2 separate regions of the Mus musculus genome follow, and region 2 is linked to region 1. A link is a loop called in an ENCODE intact Hi-C map of the cell type or tissue named here. Cell type or tissue: left cerebral cortex. All regions are shown on one strand.

What was found. Hi-C counts contacts between places; a loop is a spot of excess contacts. Peaks named below come from ENCODE experiments on the same cell type or tissue, not always from the same donor. Only the 100,000 strongest peaks of a DNase experiment are listed, where the experiment ranks them.
Region 2: it touches region 1 in a loop (6-fold over the local background); 10 of 42 quality-filtered maps call a loop at or near these places.

What each region holds. Positions count from the first base shown.
Region 1 is chr3:81,928,834-81,936,833 of GRCm38, reverse strand. It overlaps Ctso (cathepsin O), which reads right to left and starts at 4,233. Exons shown (of 8, transcript NM_177662.3): 1 at 4,059-4,233. The coding sequence starts at 4,169. In left cerebral cortex, a CTCF peak has its summit at 3,833 (motif pointing left); DNase peaks (open chromatin) are centred at 3,856 and 4,171; H3K4me3 peaks cover 1,250 bases; H3K27ac peaks cover 1,297 bases.
Region 2 is chr3:82,024,950-82,032,949 of GRCm38, reverse strand. Gucy1b1 (guanylate cyclase 1, soluble, beta 1) reads left to right here. Exons shown (of 14, transcript NM_017469.4): 14 at 1-946. Among named protein-coding and RNA genes, the nearest start is that of Asic5, 32 kb to the right of the region's middle. In left cerebral cortex, a CTCF peak has its summit at 3,509 (motif pointing right); DNase peaks (open chromatin) are centred at 3,568, 4,073 and 5,449.

The sequences.
Region 1 (8,000 bases):
ACCTCTGCATGAGGTACTTGCTCACCTCATCTTCTCACCTCAGATTAATGAACTGAGGCATAGATGGGTGTATGTTTTTCTTAAAGTCATCCAACCAGCACGTGATGCATGGGTTCAGCCATCCAACCTGTAAGGCACAGGCTGGGGGGCGGCGGGGGACATCTACATTGTGGGTCTTTATGTTGATTTTATTAGGGGAGACAACCATGGAAATTAGACATCTTTTCCCCATTGCTAGCTAGGGTTTCTTGTATTTACTCTAGTTTATTGCTTTCTACCAATGTAAGCAAAGATATTCCTTTCTGATGATGATCGTGCTTGCAGCTCATGCCCTTCATCTATTCATGCTTCAAAAATCAGAGATAAGTGTTTCATTATGTACCAAGGCTGGTCTTGAACACCATGTCTCCAGTGACCCTCCTGCCTTGGCTTGTCAAGTAACTAGGGTTGGATGAAGTCAACCCATTGCCCATCTTGTAAGGTCACTTTCTTTTACCGTTCTGAGCTCATTATTTGTTAAGTTTTGATCTTATCAGCCTTCGCTGGCAAATGCTAGAGTTCAGTGGGTAATAAGTCAGTTCCATGTATGCATGGAAAATGTTCTCTCTGGAAGGTCTGGCAAATCTAAGCAGGGACAAAATATGCACAGATTATAGTCAGCATGGAATCATTGCTGAGAATTTCTCTCAAGACGTGGGAATTGTAAATCTCACATGCAGAATTCCTAGGTGAGAAATATGTTATCCCTTATTAGAAGGGGGACTTTTTACATGTGCATTTATGAAATGAGAGAATCTATTTTCTAATGTACAGGATTTCATACTGCTTTTTAGAAACGAATGCTAGTCCCCCACATATATAATATGCTGTTTGTTTTCAGACAGAGTACATTGGAGGAACTTGTTTCCACCTTCTCAACTACTGTAACTATTGGGGTGACATGTGTCAGTCTAATGTAACTTCTTGGAGGCCTCCACAGACACTATTCTTCACATGTCACCAAGGACATCTACATCAGTTCCCAACACAGGATAACTGACAAATTGTAGGTCAAGCAGATAGTCAGAAGGAAAAATGAATGAACATGATCTGATCTAAGGTTTTTACAAGTTTTACTATATTTCGATATAGACAATGTGTGCTTTAAGCTAAAAATCACCCTAAAATGTCTGTGGAACTGGACTGACTACTCTCAAAGTCACCTCCTCATGAAAGTTCCCAAGCAGCAGCAAGTACAAGGTAGACTTGGGGGAGATAACCAGGATATCTGTGGCTCATCATAAGCACTCATTTAAATAATCTACTTATAATAATCTACATTATAATAATCTACTTATATAGAAATGACCTCAGACACATACACAACTCAGTAAAGACACAGCATGAGCCATCACAGTGTTAAGGCAATGCTCCTCAATGCATGTGAAGCCACCAACTAGGTGGCTTGTCAAGAGTATTCTGAAGGGAGTCTGAAGACCAGCTTTTATTGAATCCATTGATGCCTCTCACGTCCTCCTAGGCTAAGAATGCAGACTGCTTTTGGTGACTGGTAGAGGGCAATTAGGGCCCTGGCATGTCCCTTTTGATTCCCACTGTCGGAGAGACAAACAAGTCTCCTCTATTGCATGCTCCCCAGAGCACTATATCTCCACAGATTCAAATCTACCACCAAACATGGACAGAAACACTAAGTAAATACAAAGCTCTCCTCTATTTAAGTAAGCCACCTAAGGGTTTTTTGTCACAGTATTAAAAAGCCAGAGTCTCTCATCTGCCTTCCACAGGAAAAGCAAAGGGAAAGTGAAGAGCGTCAGCCAACAACCAAGAACCAAGAGCCCAGTCCACCATGCAGGAGTGTGACTTCCCTCCCTTTCCTTTTCCTTCAGGTAGCATGTAAGATATTCCATAATAAGTCATGGAGGAGTCTTGTCTCATTGAATAATAATATAACGACAGCTAGCAGGGCTGCTGTTTACCTTATTGATTAAGGAATACAATTAAGTGGGATTTAATTTAATGGCTCAATTTTACTTTATAACCTACTTTAAAATGTTTCAGTGCATTGCGAAACAAATGGAATTTTATAGATTCTGTACACAATGTGCCATGTAAGAAAACAGTAGAATCTCCAACCAACTAATTCTACAGTGGAAACATTCTTTTTTCAAATGACACTTTTTAGACTTATAAGCTGAGTTTTACTTACCATATATTTCAACCCATACTGTAAAGCCAGACGAATCCTTAATACTTTTAGTCACCAAAGAAACAAAGCCCTCTGCTTCCAACTCTCCAGCTGACACTCTCCAGGAGGACTCACAGTTTGTAGCTATCATTTAATGACTAAGTGCTCAGAAAACAGGTCACTGGACTTATCAGCAAATTCCTGCCAACAGGAACTGCTTGCAAAGCTGTTTTGGTGTTTTTAACCCTAAGTTTTAAAAAAAATGTACTAAGATTTGAAATGTTTTCTTCAACCTCCAACCTCTTACTTCTCTATATGGAACCTTGGTTGCATTTCTCCTCCAAAGAGAATCTAGACGTGTGTCTGGGGATTGCAATCTCCTCAAGAGTAAAATACAAGTAGGCATGGAAATTATAGTTCACACACAAATTCTATTTTGTAATAATTTTTCAGTGACTGTGACTGTAATCTTGATTGTACCTTTACTAGGATTGGGAATGTCCATGGAAATAAACCTTTGAGTATATTTCGGAGGATGTTTCTAGATGGGTGTAACTGAGGTAGGAAGCCCTTGGTAAGCTTAGGAGTCACTGTGTCTCCTGCTGGGGTTCTGGACCAAATAAAGATGAGAAAGTAAGCTGGGATACAGTATCCATGTCTTTCCCTTCCTGGCTGCTGATGTAGTATGGATGTCTGCTCCACACACATGTCACTATGACATCCCTATCATGATGATAGACTGTCCCTGAAAGTGTGAGCCAAAGTAGACCCTTTTTCACTTTCTTTAAGTTGCTTTTCTTGGCAACCTTGCTTTATTTCAGTAAGGAGAAAAAAAATTATACATTACATTGTTAGCTTTCAATACTCAAGATTAGAAAAAAAAAAACTAGTTGGCCAATAAACACCTTATCAACAACCTGTGACACTGACTACCTCACCCTATTGGAAATCAAGGACAGGTCTCAGTAACACACAGGCCAAGGACACTGAGAAATAGACTGGTAACAAGAAATGAGCTCAAAAGTAACAAAAAGGAGAACTAAAGCACAGCATTTTGATTTGAGTACAACACAAGGGTAGCTGAAGCCAAAGAAGGCCGGACTGAATGAATACTGGAACTTCTCAGGCCAAAGAGGACAAGGAGAACGGGGCAGAGCTATGGGGTTCTATGGAAATTTCAGAAAACATCAGTAAACACTAGTTAAATGGCCTAAGAGCAGCATTCCTGAATTCAGATAGACACTGAGTCGAACAGGTGAGTCCTCCTCTAATAAAATCGTGATGGCATTTTCTTTTTTCTTTTCTTTTTCTTTTTTTTTTTTTCAGATTTAAAAACCTTTCAGAGAGCATTAAGTATAGCAACTGAGGCCAACTGTGAATCTGCATTTCGGTCAGTTCCCCTGGTTACTGGGAAAATCTATCCGTGGTCAGCTAACTTGTCCATTTCAGAATTTTAAGGTTGGAGAGCAATTGAAGGATTATTATGAAAACTTTAAAAAAAGAAATCCGAATTTAAGGCAGTGAAATGTCTCCTGTTCTACATCAGTCTCCACCAAGTCAGAGAGAACTTGATGGTGGTAGACAGTTCCAGGACTGAGAAATCATTAACTTCCAGTTATAGGAGGAGAGAGCCAGTGCCCCCTGCAGGCGGCTTTCTATGCGACAGGTTTGGTGTGGGAAAGGCTTTAGGATTCAGGATACTTCTTCCCCTTAGCTTTGCTTTGGACATCTTTTGGTGCTTTGGGATATAGCACAGAAATCCTTGCCCTGGGGAATCAAACTTTTAGGAGGCAGTTCTACTGGGGAAATGCGCGCTTGGAGCTTGGGTCCCTCCCTAGGAGCCCCGGGGCAGTAGAGGGAGGGAGCTTGGTACCCGCAAGGCGGCGGCCTCCCGCTGGTGGCTCCAAGACCAGGTCCCGGCGACCCCGTGGCGGCCGAGACAGCAGCAACACAGTAGCAAGAGGTTCACCAACTGCGGCTTCATCCCGGTGCCCGAGGTCCACTGTGCCCGGCCCGCTTTCTCTTTCGGTTTCTTGGCTCCGCCCACTGCCTGTGTCCTGTGCACGCCCAGAAGCAGAAAGCTGCTGGGGTCCCAGCTGTTTTGTTTGTTTGGTGCTTCTTGGGATTATTATTGAGCTTTTGTGCTGTTATTGGGCATCTGGGATTTCCCTCTTACTTAATAAGAAAGAGAGCAAAACCTGACTTACACAACAGTATGAAGATACAAACTATTGTGTTTCCTGCTGTCTGAGATTCAGCCCTTCATTTTACTTCCTGCTGTTTAAATTGAATATGTGTTCACTGAGTGTGTGTAAATTGAACTCAGCAGGTTGTATGGGGACGTATAGTGTATGCGAATTTACACACTTCTCTCTATGGATGCGTATAAATACTTGACAAAATTGTTGCTGCACAGAACTGCACAATATCTTGTGGCCATTTCTCCACTTGTAGAAAGCTGCACCCGCTTCCGAAGTTTGTAATGAAATTTAGCTAAGTAATCCTAAACACTTCATTATATGCTGAGCACGTCCTGTGCTTTTCTTTGTTTCACTGTTAAGGTTGCTTTAATTTTTCTTATTATTTTATTATGTTGTTTTCTTCTTGCTTAGCTTACTTCATAATCCATCCACCTCACTTTCTATCCCCAGCTATAATTAACTGACGTAATTTTTAAAAATCTTGTTTCCTTTTACCATGGTGCCGGTATACAGAGTGTAAAAGGAAAAGGGGAACATGTTCAAACCAGTCAATATGTCTGCTCACTCACATCTCAGCTAAAGAGGTTTCCAGTACACTGCCTCAGAGCTCTCCTTTAAGGAGACTGAGTGATTTAAGATCTGAGACCAAATATCACAAATCGCTGGTTACCCTTGGGAGAAGACAGCCAGCTGCTTCTCAGAAGGGCCTATGTACACAAAATGCAAATTATTGTCTTAGAATGAGTCTTTACTCTGTGTTTCTTTTTTACCCCTTCTCTATTGTCCAAAAGCAGATCCTTTGTGGACAAACTGTAACCAGGTTCCCAGAAATCGGAATGTCCTGCATCTTTTGTTTCTTAGCTTCCAACCTGGCGTATATCTGAATAACCATAGTGTTTATTTTCTTGTTCCTTCACTCCCAGGCCTACCTACCCCGACTGCCCTACTTAAAACCCTAACCTTCTCCCCCTCTCCACCCTATTCTTCTAATACTGCCCCCATTGCCTCTGGTGTTCAGTCTGTAGCCTTTTGATCCATAGCACTTTTCTGTAATGCCAGCTTCGTGGGAGCGACAATTTCATTTCTTTAGTCTCTTATGCACCAACAACATATAGTGGGTATTCAATCAGTAAATGTTTGTTGATATAAACTTATTAAATTTAGTCCAAATAAACTTTCTTTTGATCACAGCAGTTATCCTGCATAAATGTTCTAACTCAAAGGATTGTCAAAAGACATAAATTATCATCAGAAAAATAACTTCAGTTTAGTAATAACAGGAGAGAATGCATAGAGATGAGTAGGCTACAACGAAGGGCCACTTGCAGAAGGATTGCTGAGATTAACATAAGCAGGAATCTGTGGGCTCCTTGCTATCTCAGTTATGCCTGCATTGCTAAACTTTCCAATAGGAACAGCATCTTATCACTGAGGGTCTAAAGGACCTCCCTGGTCTCTTCACACCAGGTCATATATTTTATCATCAGGTTTGCATCAGAGAACACAGTTACCCCCTGTACCTAATAAAAACTAAAGCTATAAATCAGATAGATGTTGGTTCTGCAGATGTAAGAGGGCAACGATATCTACAGTGAAGGCATCTGGAAACATTATTTAAAATAGATTATAATGGGTCCCGGAGAACCAGGTTCATGCATAGTGACAGTGATAAAGTGATTGATAGAAGTCACTATCACTGGAGGTAAAATTCATAATACTTCATGAGCAAAGAGGCCTCTATTTTCACTTTACACTGATGACTTCCGTGTATGTAACCGTGTCTGTAGCCCTAAGAAGGGAACATTCTACTCAGGCCATTGCTCACCCAACAGAGATAAACAGAGATGAAATGTGCAGAAAAGCAGACAGAATTTTCTCTGAGATGGATAACCTAGCCATATCAGCCAGCTTCCTATTACTAGAACAAAATAGCTGACACCACCAATATATAAAGAAAAACGACTTATTTAGGCTCTTGCTTATGAAGGTTTCAGTCTAAGAGCAGGCAGACTCGTTACATTCCTTTGGCAATTTGTCACAGATGAAAGAACAAGGCAGAAGTGGCAATGACAAAATTCATGAGCCTGAAGTCAGAGAGCCACTTCAAGGGTGTGGCCTAAAGAACTTTCACTGGGGTGTTCATTGTCTCTCAGTAGCACTGCCCAGAGACCAAGCATTTAACAAGGGGGCCCTCAGGGCAACTCTGCATCCAGACTACAGGATCAACTCTGGGTTCCCCTTGTTTAGAGGGATCTGAAAAGAGACACTGAAGACCACTTCTTGCTACTCACAGTTTGGTGCATGTGACCATTAGTGAAACATCACATTCAAAAGCCTGAGGGTAGAAATGCAGGCAGTATGCTCCACAGACCTAAAGGAAGTAAATGTAGACATATGGAGTTTAAAAATAATAAGTGACTGAGATAAATACCAAGCAGAGATCATGTAGCTCTTCAGAGGCCATGTAAGAATGTAATTAGGATTATATGCTATAGAGTAATTATACAATTATTTTAGGGGCCTTGAGAAGGCTTTTATCTGGGAGTGAGTGTACACATAGAGGAGAGTGGCAGGAACTACTAATATTTGTTGCTGTGTGGATGGAGGTGGTGGTGTAAGGTTTGCTTAAGGATATAGCCACTGGAAGATGGACTCAATGGATACTCTAATAACCATGAGTTTATGGCATGCACAAATTGAACTCCTTGGATTTTGAAATTTAAAATCAACCATAAAAGAGGGGACAGTCAAGTAGAGATGGGATGAGAGTGGGTCTTCAACGAGTGGGAGATGAATATGATAAAATACATGATATATATGACAATATCAAGTAAATAATGTAAATATTAAATGCATAAAATACAGAGAGTGGCATTGCATAGGAGGAGGTAATTTCATCAAATGTATAAATAATGTTTGGAAGTTATTTCAACCTTGATTTAGTTATCTATACTATATATAAAAATTATCTCCAAACATGGGAATTTACAATATTAAATCCTGTGTACTCATTTGTGCCAGACACAGACAGGGCTGTGATGGCTCAGGGTCTCAGACACTGATGAAATGTGAAGTTACCAGAAGTTCATAGGACTTCCTTCTGATCTGTAAGCATGACTTCTCAGTTGTGCTATCAGTTGTGCTAACAGCTGATTTCCTCTGGAGTGTGTCAGTGCGGATGTAGAGCACAGGCAAGGGAAGGAGAAAGGGACCAGAGCAGAGGTGTTAAGTCCATCCTGGGCACATCAGCTCTTCTGTCTATCAGGGAATAAGTCTAGAACAACACTGTAGCTGGGAGACCACAGACTTAGGTAAAGTGTTAAGTGAGCCACCATCAGCTGCCATTTTAGAGGCCAATTACACTGCCTCTGTTTTTGTTTTATGTTTGCCATGAGTGTGTGTGTTTACATAATGGCATTAATCATTATATACTCATAATTGTCATCTCCTTGATGCTTCCTCAACCTTTATGGTATTCAAATCCTCATTTGCTGTGTTTTCACTTTTTTTTTTGAATCTTCTAAGTTTTTTTCAGTTATTAATCATTCTACCTTAATCATAAATGACTTCTCTGGGAAGTTGTGTTGTCTGTTTTTGCCATTACTTAAAAAGTA
Region 2 (8,000 bases), 96 kb before region 1:
ACTGTGTTAAGTTTGTTAAATCTGATAGAACGAGACTTAATAGTATCTGGCCATGCGTGTATATATCATGGCTCAGTAGATTTGTTTTATGCTCCATGTATATGTGTGTGTATATGTATATTTTAATGACTATACCATAAAACAAAGTTTATATCATGTTGGTGCATGGCATTCTAGAAACCATTTTGTACACGAGTGAATCTAAGTTTTAGGGAAAAAAGGCAATTTATTTGTAGACTTCTGAAGTAAGAATTAGTATGCTATATTAGGAAAAGGAGTGACTATTTTGAAGTATGTCAATTCCCTTCTGGGACTCTATTATTGCAAAAATTGGTTGCTCATTCAAATTTTATGCCAATTACATTTTATCTAACATCTACATTGCCCTAATTTGTACTGAAGTCCTTGTATATTGTGTTTGGTTGACTACTGGTAGCTGTGATGGGGGCTGCATTGTTTCACACTGAAGGGTTACATTTGCTTTAGCAAGTGTTTGGGGTCAAACTATGTCCAGGAACAAGGCTGGGAATACATAGCTAGGACACTGCTGTTGGAGGCCCCACCCCAGCCCCCGAACCTGCCCCTGGCCTCGCTCCAGGCTTGAGCTTCTTTATTAGCTTAGAAGGATGTCAACTTATCCAGGATATCATATTCAGAATATTCATCAAAATCATTTTAATTCTAGCATAGAATGGACTGAATTCCTGTTGGTATATTTGGCCTATCATCCTTTAAATGTCTCTGATAATTTATTGATATCTATCTTTATAAAATAGAAAAAAAGTACTTTTGTGTAAAGATATTTGTCTTTAAATTTAGTATTTCATATCAGCACATCAATGTATGTATAAATGTTACATGTTAATTGTGTAAAAGATTCTACAATAAATTATTTTTACCACTTGTCTACAGTGCGCATTAATTTAATAAAATGGTATTGACACTACTTGCGATTTTTCTTAATCTTTTATTTAAAGGCATTTTATAACCTTGTTCGTGAGCTATCAACTGATTCTGATTTTTCTACATTTATAATTTGTTTTCAGAGCTGGGTGAGGAAACTAGGGCATGGCATATGCTTGGCAAAGGCTGCAACAGTGAGCTATACCCACTCCCCACATGCACTATCAAATTTTAATAGTTCCTCTTATTAATATTCTGGTTTTGTTTTTGTTCATTTGAGACAAGGTATCACTCTTTAGCTAGCCTATCCTTGATCTTAGGCAACACTCCTCCTGCACTACTATTGAGATGATAGGCAAGTGCCACTTCAATACTAACAAAGAAACAGCAAAAGATGAAACAGAAGAGAACTACGTATGTGAAGATGAAATGACCTCAACCAGAAGAGCTCACTCTCTGTGTATACTATACACTATATAATATATACTATACACTGCACACTATGTACTATACACTATATACTATAAACTATGTACTATTCACTATGTACTATACACTATGAACTATACATGATATACTAACTATATAATCACTGCACATAGATAACATGTTTAATATTTTTAACTGTGAAGAATGTTTAATATAAAGAAATGATAATAAGAGAGTCATGAGATTGGTTAAAGAAAATTACAACTACATTGACATCATCCTAGGCACACTATATATTTAGCAAGGATTCTTTCTGGCTTACACTGTCTTAGGAGTTTGGGACACGCTTTTGGGTCTGACTGACTCCCTCAGACTCCTGTCTAGACACTTGTGGATAAGTGCCATGCTCTTCATCTTGGCGCTGTTGCAGACAGAAGGTTGCAGTGGCTGGAAGTTAGGTCACAGAACTAGCACTTTGGACTGAGAGATCCAGTGTCACCTCCATCCTACTGGCTTCTTCACTGTCAGAAGTTGAGTGCCAACATTCCTTCTGTGATGTGTTGTCTTGTCACAGGTGCAAAAGCAATAACAGCCATGGGCTGAGACTCCTGTCGTCACAGTCTGAAGGCAAAGCTCCTCCCTCCTCTTCTTGCTGGGCACTCCGTTACTGTAAGAGCGTTCTAACATGGAGTGTGATAAGGAGCAAAACTCTGCATTTAAAGCATTGACTTGCAAAATTTTACAACTTGATTGTTCCAAAATGTCAAAAAGGTTTAAACCACCCAATCTGAAAACTTGCCAAATCTTCCTTTAAATGACCTGCTTCCCATATTCTCCCTCTCTGTTCCACATTCAAATTTCTTTCCTATGTAAACTCACTTCATTTCTAGTCTTTGTCTACACCCCTTAGAGAACAGTGTCACCTTAGCCAAAGTCATCTGCTAACTGCCTCCTGTCCAAGGTTGTGCCTCCTCTGTCCAGAAGCACACTATCTATTTGCATATCTCTTTGGTTCACTGTAAATCTCATACAGCCAATACACTTCCTCTTTTCCTATGTGTTGCCTGCACTCACCAGAAAACAAACAGTTGATAAACCATGCTGAGAGAAGCAACAGAGGAAGCAGTCTGTGGACTGGGTAGAGACTACATTTTCAGGAAGCATGGGGAATGTATGGGGTTGGGGGAATGAATGGGCAAGAGAAATGCTCTTATTAAGGTATTATTAAACTGGTTCTTGAGGGAAGTCCTGCTGCCATTGGTGTGGGCTGAATTAACAGCAGAGAACTACAGTGGGTGGTTTTTGGCAATGACTATGCTTTCTTATGGCCCTGCACTCAAATGATGGAAGGGTAGAAAGCCAGTTGAGAACTTCAGGTTCGTTACTCAAAGTGTGTAGTAAGATATGGGTCAAGGGGTATGAGGAGAAAGGTAAACAGAAGGCTACCTGTCCAGTTATCTGATAGATGGCACAACCACTAAATAGGATAGAGGGTGCAGAAAGGAGAGTGAATTTGGGGGAAAGGTCATGAGAATATTAGACATGAGTTGTAGAGTGTCTATGGCTGCATCTGTGAGAGTAATGACCATTCTCTCCACAGGACATGATGAGTGTAAAAATATTGTTGGAGCATATAGCTTTAGTTTCTACATAATCTCCACCAAATCTCGTTATGCCCTCGTTCTTCCATTGCTAAAATTTAGAATGTAATAGCTGTTGCTGAAATTATTGGTTGATGTTTTAAGTCAAGACATCATCGAATTAGAACCTGGGTTCAACATGTTGAGGATAGAAACATAACCAAAGGCATGCTCATTTTCAAATCACTGGAAATACATTGTGAATGCTAAATCATGGACAGAACATGGACATGTCATCAGAAAATGGTTGGGTCAGCAAGCAAAACCTAGAATGGGTTTGAATATTCAAACAAACACAATGAAAATTTTCTCCAAATTAAACTCAAGTCAGTTTGAATTAATAAAATCATTTTCATAAAAACATGTAAATATACATGTGTATTATATTTCCCAGCTAATTCATTTTGTTTGAACCTACCATTGGCTCACCAGAGGATCTGCTCTTTTCTTTGTCTTTGAAAGAGAATGGTTTTTTGCAGTCTTTACCTAAGTGGGTTTCTTTATATGCCGTCTGTAATAACGGCTTGCGAACCACTAGAGGGCAGCAGAAAACACCATCTGCTATTAAGACCAAGGACAGTCAGGGACTGACACAGTTGTTCTCAGAGGACATTGCACCTCCTGGTTAGGAACTAACAGTCACTTTCTTTGTGCAGCCTGGAATTCATTCTTACTTTCCCACAGATTCAAATGAATGCTACAAAACTTGTGCTCATTATGAGATATCAAATCTACTCTTATACACCTTGTTTATAAATTCTGACCAGGTATTCCCTGCTTATTTGTAAGGAGGTGAGTAACTTTAGTAGAATAAGCAATCTGTGATGGAAGCTATAACACAGCGGGGGAGTAAGCAAAGTTCTACCTCCTTATTGAAAGCTATCAAGTAAAAGCAAGAATATAGTGCTTAAGGAGTTATTTTTCCATTAATTAAGTTGTGTATTTACTTTTCATCCCAAATCGCTGCCCCCTTACATAAACACTCCCTCCATCCCCCTTCCTTTCTCCTCTGAGAGGGTGGAGGCCCCATTGGGTATCTATCCCCCCATCCTGGCACATCAAGTTCCTTCAGGACTAGGTACATCATCTCCCAATGGGGCCAGACAAGGCAATCCAGTTAGGTGAACAGGATCCACAGGCAGGCAACAGATTTAGGAACAGCCTCACTCCAGTTGTTGGGAGACCCACATGAAGACTGAACTATGCATCTGCTACATATGTATGGAGGGCTTAAGTCCCCCCGACATGGTCAGTGTTTCTGTCTCGGAAAGACCTCAATGGTCCAGGTTAGTTGACCCTATCAATCACTCCTGTGGAGTTTCTATCCCTTCCAGATACATAAGTGATCCCCAAAACTCTATCAAAGAATAGCTGTAGCTGAAAAACACCTTCAGCAAAGTGTCTGGATACAAAATTAACTAGAAAAAAACCCCAGTAGTTCTCCTTTATACAAGCAATAAAAAGGCTAGGAAAGAAATCAGGGAAACAACATATTACATAATAATCATAAATAATATAAAATATCTTGGTGTGACTCTAACGAAGCAAGTGAAAGACCTGTCTGACAAGAACTTCTAGTGCCTGAAGAAAGAAACTGAGAACGTTAGAGTAATTTTAAAGTTTTAATTTACATTAAATTTGAATTTCTCTCATATTAAAAAAGAAATAATACAGTGATGTGGACCAATATTGAAGAAAACATTGATAGAGAAGAAAATTCCTGAGCCCAGTTACACTGTGGTCCTTTCCCCAGCGTCTTCACAACTTGGTTATTTGGACTCAGGTTTCTACTGAGTAAAATGGGAGCTGATTGAGATACTTCCAACAGTTAAACCATGATCTACAGCAACAACAGTGCTATGATAAAAGGTCTGTGTGCTCAGGTAGTGAAGTTGGTCTTGACCTTTTAGGAAAAACATCTAAAAATTTGACTGTAGTAACTTTAATAGTCCGAGTGCGAAGATCTGAAAAATAACTCATAAGAAATAAAGAAATCTAAGGGCAAACGTGGTGTCTATTCTGCTAGCTTGTGAGTCCTGGGACTCTTTTGTCTCTGCTTTCCACCTCTCCGTAGAAGCACTGAGATTATAGATGTGCATTACCTCATCTGTCTTTTATATGGATTCTGGGGTTTCAAACTTCTGTTCCCTCTCTGGTACAGGAAGCAAGTACCCACGGAACCATCTTTGCAGAGCCTCCATGCCCATTACTGCAGCGGTAAGGATCACAAGTGCCCATCAGGCGGTTTTGGATCATCGAAGGGAAGAGATAGAAAAGGAAGATTTTAATTTATAAAGCAGATTCCTCAAAACTTGCTAAGAGTTTCCCTCTGTGACTGTCTACCTGACACAGACAGACTTTAGCAAAATCACCCATCCCCATAAAGAAAACACAGCTTTAAAACCCTGCAGTACTGCAGGGCCTGAGCTGGCTTTGTGATGACGCACTGTGCAGGGTGTGAGTACAAATCAAAGAACTGAGAGTTCTTTAATTTTCACCTCAGCATGTGCCAAGCTGGCTACTGAGTCCTCTCCTCCCTTGGCAGTGCTGCAGTGCCAGAGCACACACCAGAAGCCATGATGAATGTGTCCTAGATTCTAGGACAAGGTGAGGACAAGGTCAGAAGAAAAAATCAAGTCTGACTGGGTGTATACAGTTTGAGTTCAGCATATGACAAGAGACCTAACTGACCCCTTTTCTTTTTGCCTATTATTTAAAAATTCCAAACATGTATATAATATATATTGGTCACACCCCCCATTCCCTCCCACTAGCTCCCTGAATGTATCCCCCTCTTCTTCCCCCAAAGTTCATGTATCATCTCACTTCCTTTTAAGTGTGTTATGAGTGTTTGCCTGCAAGAATCCCCTGCTTGTCAGGAGCCCATAGAGGTCAGAAAAATGTTTCTGATCTCCTAGAGTTGCAGACAGACAGACAGCTGTGGCCCTCCATGTGTTGCGAAGCAAACATAGGTTCACTGCAAGACAAATAGTATATACTAGTTGGTTATTTCTCCAGTTCATCATCACCATCATCTGGGTCACCATCATCATCATCAGTTTTACAATCTAGTATCTTTGAGTGTTTCAAAGAGGTTTCTGAGTTGTGCAATGATATTTTAAGAAAACATGTATACGTTGGTTTTGTTACATTTTAAATATAGAGAAAATTTAAATAAGTTAATATCCAGTCTTATTACAAATGAAATTATCTACAATAATTTCATCTCCACCTAATAATATTGGTTTCATTAGAAAACTGAAAGTGTATTCCCTCCAAATAAAGTCTACTAAAAATAGAATGATGTGAATTTTTGAAAATCAAAAATCCCTAGTAGTCATTCAAGAAAAGAAAAAATTAAAATAGGATAAGTAATTGAATAATGTATTGTTATTAAACACAGCACAATTAAAACATTATCGCTCCAATGTCCAGCATTTTAAAATTGTTAGCTTCAGAAGTTGTGTTCCAGAGGCAGCCACAGTTATACCTCATGTTGGCAGCCAAGCTTGGTAGTGTAAGAATCACCAAGTGGTAATGGCTTTGAAAGAATGAAGTAGTTATGGAGAGCAGGAGAGGCTTGTCTCTGAGAGGCCAGGAGAGGCCATTGGCCATGCAGTACAGCCTCATAGCAACTGAATGTCTAGTATTGAAGGGGCCGGGCAGAGACATTGAGGCTTGGCATAATTAAGAATATTTCTGACAGTGCAGCCAAGTTGCAGAAGAAGACCCCAGCATTTTGGAGATGCGAGTACCCTGGAATGACCCCTAAGGACAGCAACAGCCTTAAAGTCGAACCTACCTGAGCTTAGAGGAGAAGCTGTGTGTGCTACAGAGGGCAGAGATGGGGAAGTGACCCAAGCCTTTTGGAAGAGCCCAGAAGATAGTGCATGAATCTCAGATAATCAGGCATTGAGATATTTATACTTCATAGGAACACTCTGTTTAGTTGTTCACATGTACATCCTCATTATTTTATTCATGATGGAATGGAATACATGGACTTTAGTAGGGATGCCAAGATCAAAACAAAAGTGAGTGGTAAAACCAATGTCTATACCTGAAACCCAGTGTGCTAAAGCCCCACAAATCATAATGTAAATCAACAGTATCTTCTAGATGTGGCTAAATCAGATGTTAAAAAGGTTGTGCATCTCTACTCAGGCAAGTGGAGGTTTTTTAACAAATATGGCAGGTGGATTTTCCCTAAGTTTCCACTGCTGCTGCCTCTGCCATTACAACCCTCTTCCTCCTCCCTACCCCCTCCTTCATGCCATTCCTTTCTTTTCTGCTCCCTTCTCCTCCTCTTTAGCTCTGCCCCCTCTACCCCCTCCCTTCCTCTTCTCTTCTTTCCTTCCATTTTTGGTTAAGGTTTTTATTTTAGCTCACATATTGAGATATAGCCCACCATAGCGTTGAAGTCACGGCAGCAGGACTTTAAAACCCTGGGATAATTTGCACCTCCTGTCAGGAAGCAGAAAGATGAGAATGTTGCTGTTCAGCTTTCTGGTTCTATTCTTATAATTATCTTTCATTTATCCATTGACAATCTCATACATGCATACAGCGTGTCTTAATCATATCTACCTCTATTTCACCCTCCCTTCCCTTTCCACCCCAAGCATGTCCCCTCTAACTTTCATGTTCTCTTTTGAATTTATTTTGTTGTGACCCGCTGAGTTCCGTGAGAGCTGCCTGCTGGGATGTTGACTTGGCCTTGTCTAGGTGTTGTGTAAGTCATCATAACGATGGTGAGCTCATGAGTGCAATGATCATTTCATGTGCTAAAGACAGCGTTTCCCTCTATTCCTTCCTACCCTCTGGCTCTTCCTGCCTGGCTCCTCTCTCACAACCTCCTCTGAGCCTTGGAGAGTGAGCGAGATGAAATAGATGTCACATTTAGTGCTGCGCTATCAACAGTCCATTATAACAGCACCTTGATAAGAGCTATGAGTCTCTGTGCAGCTTCCCACAGCAAAAGAGGTTCCTTTGCCCAAGACTGGAAGTACCTCTAATCTATGGGTATAA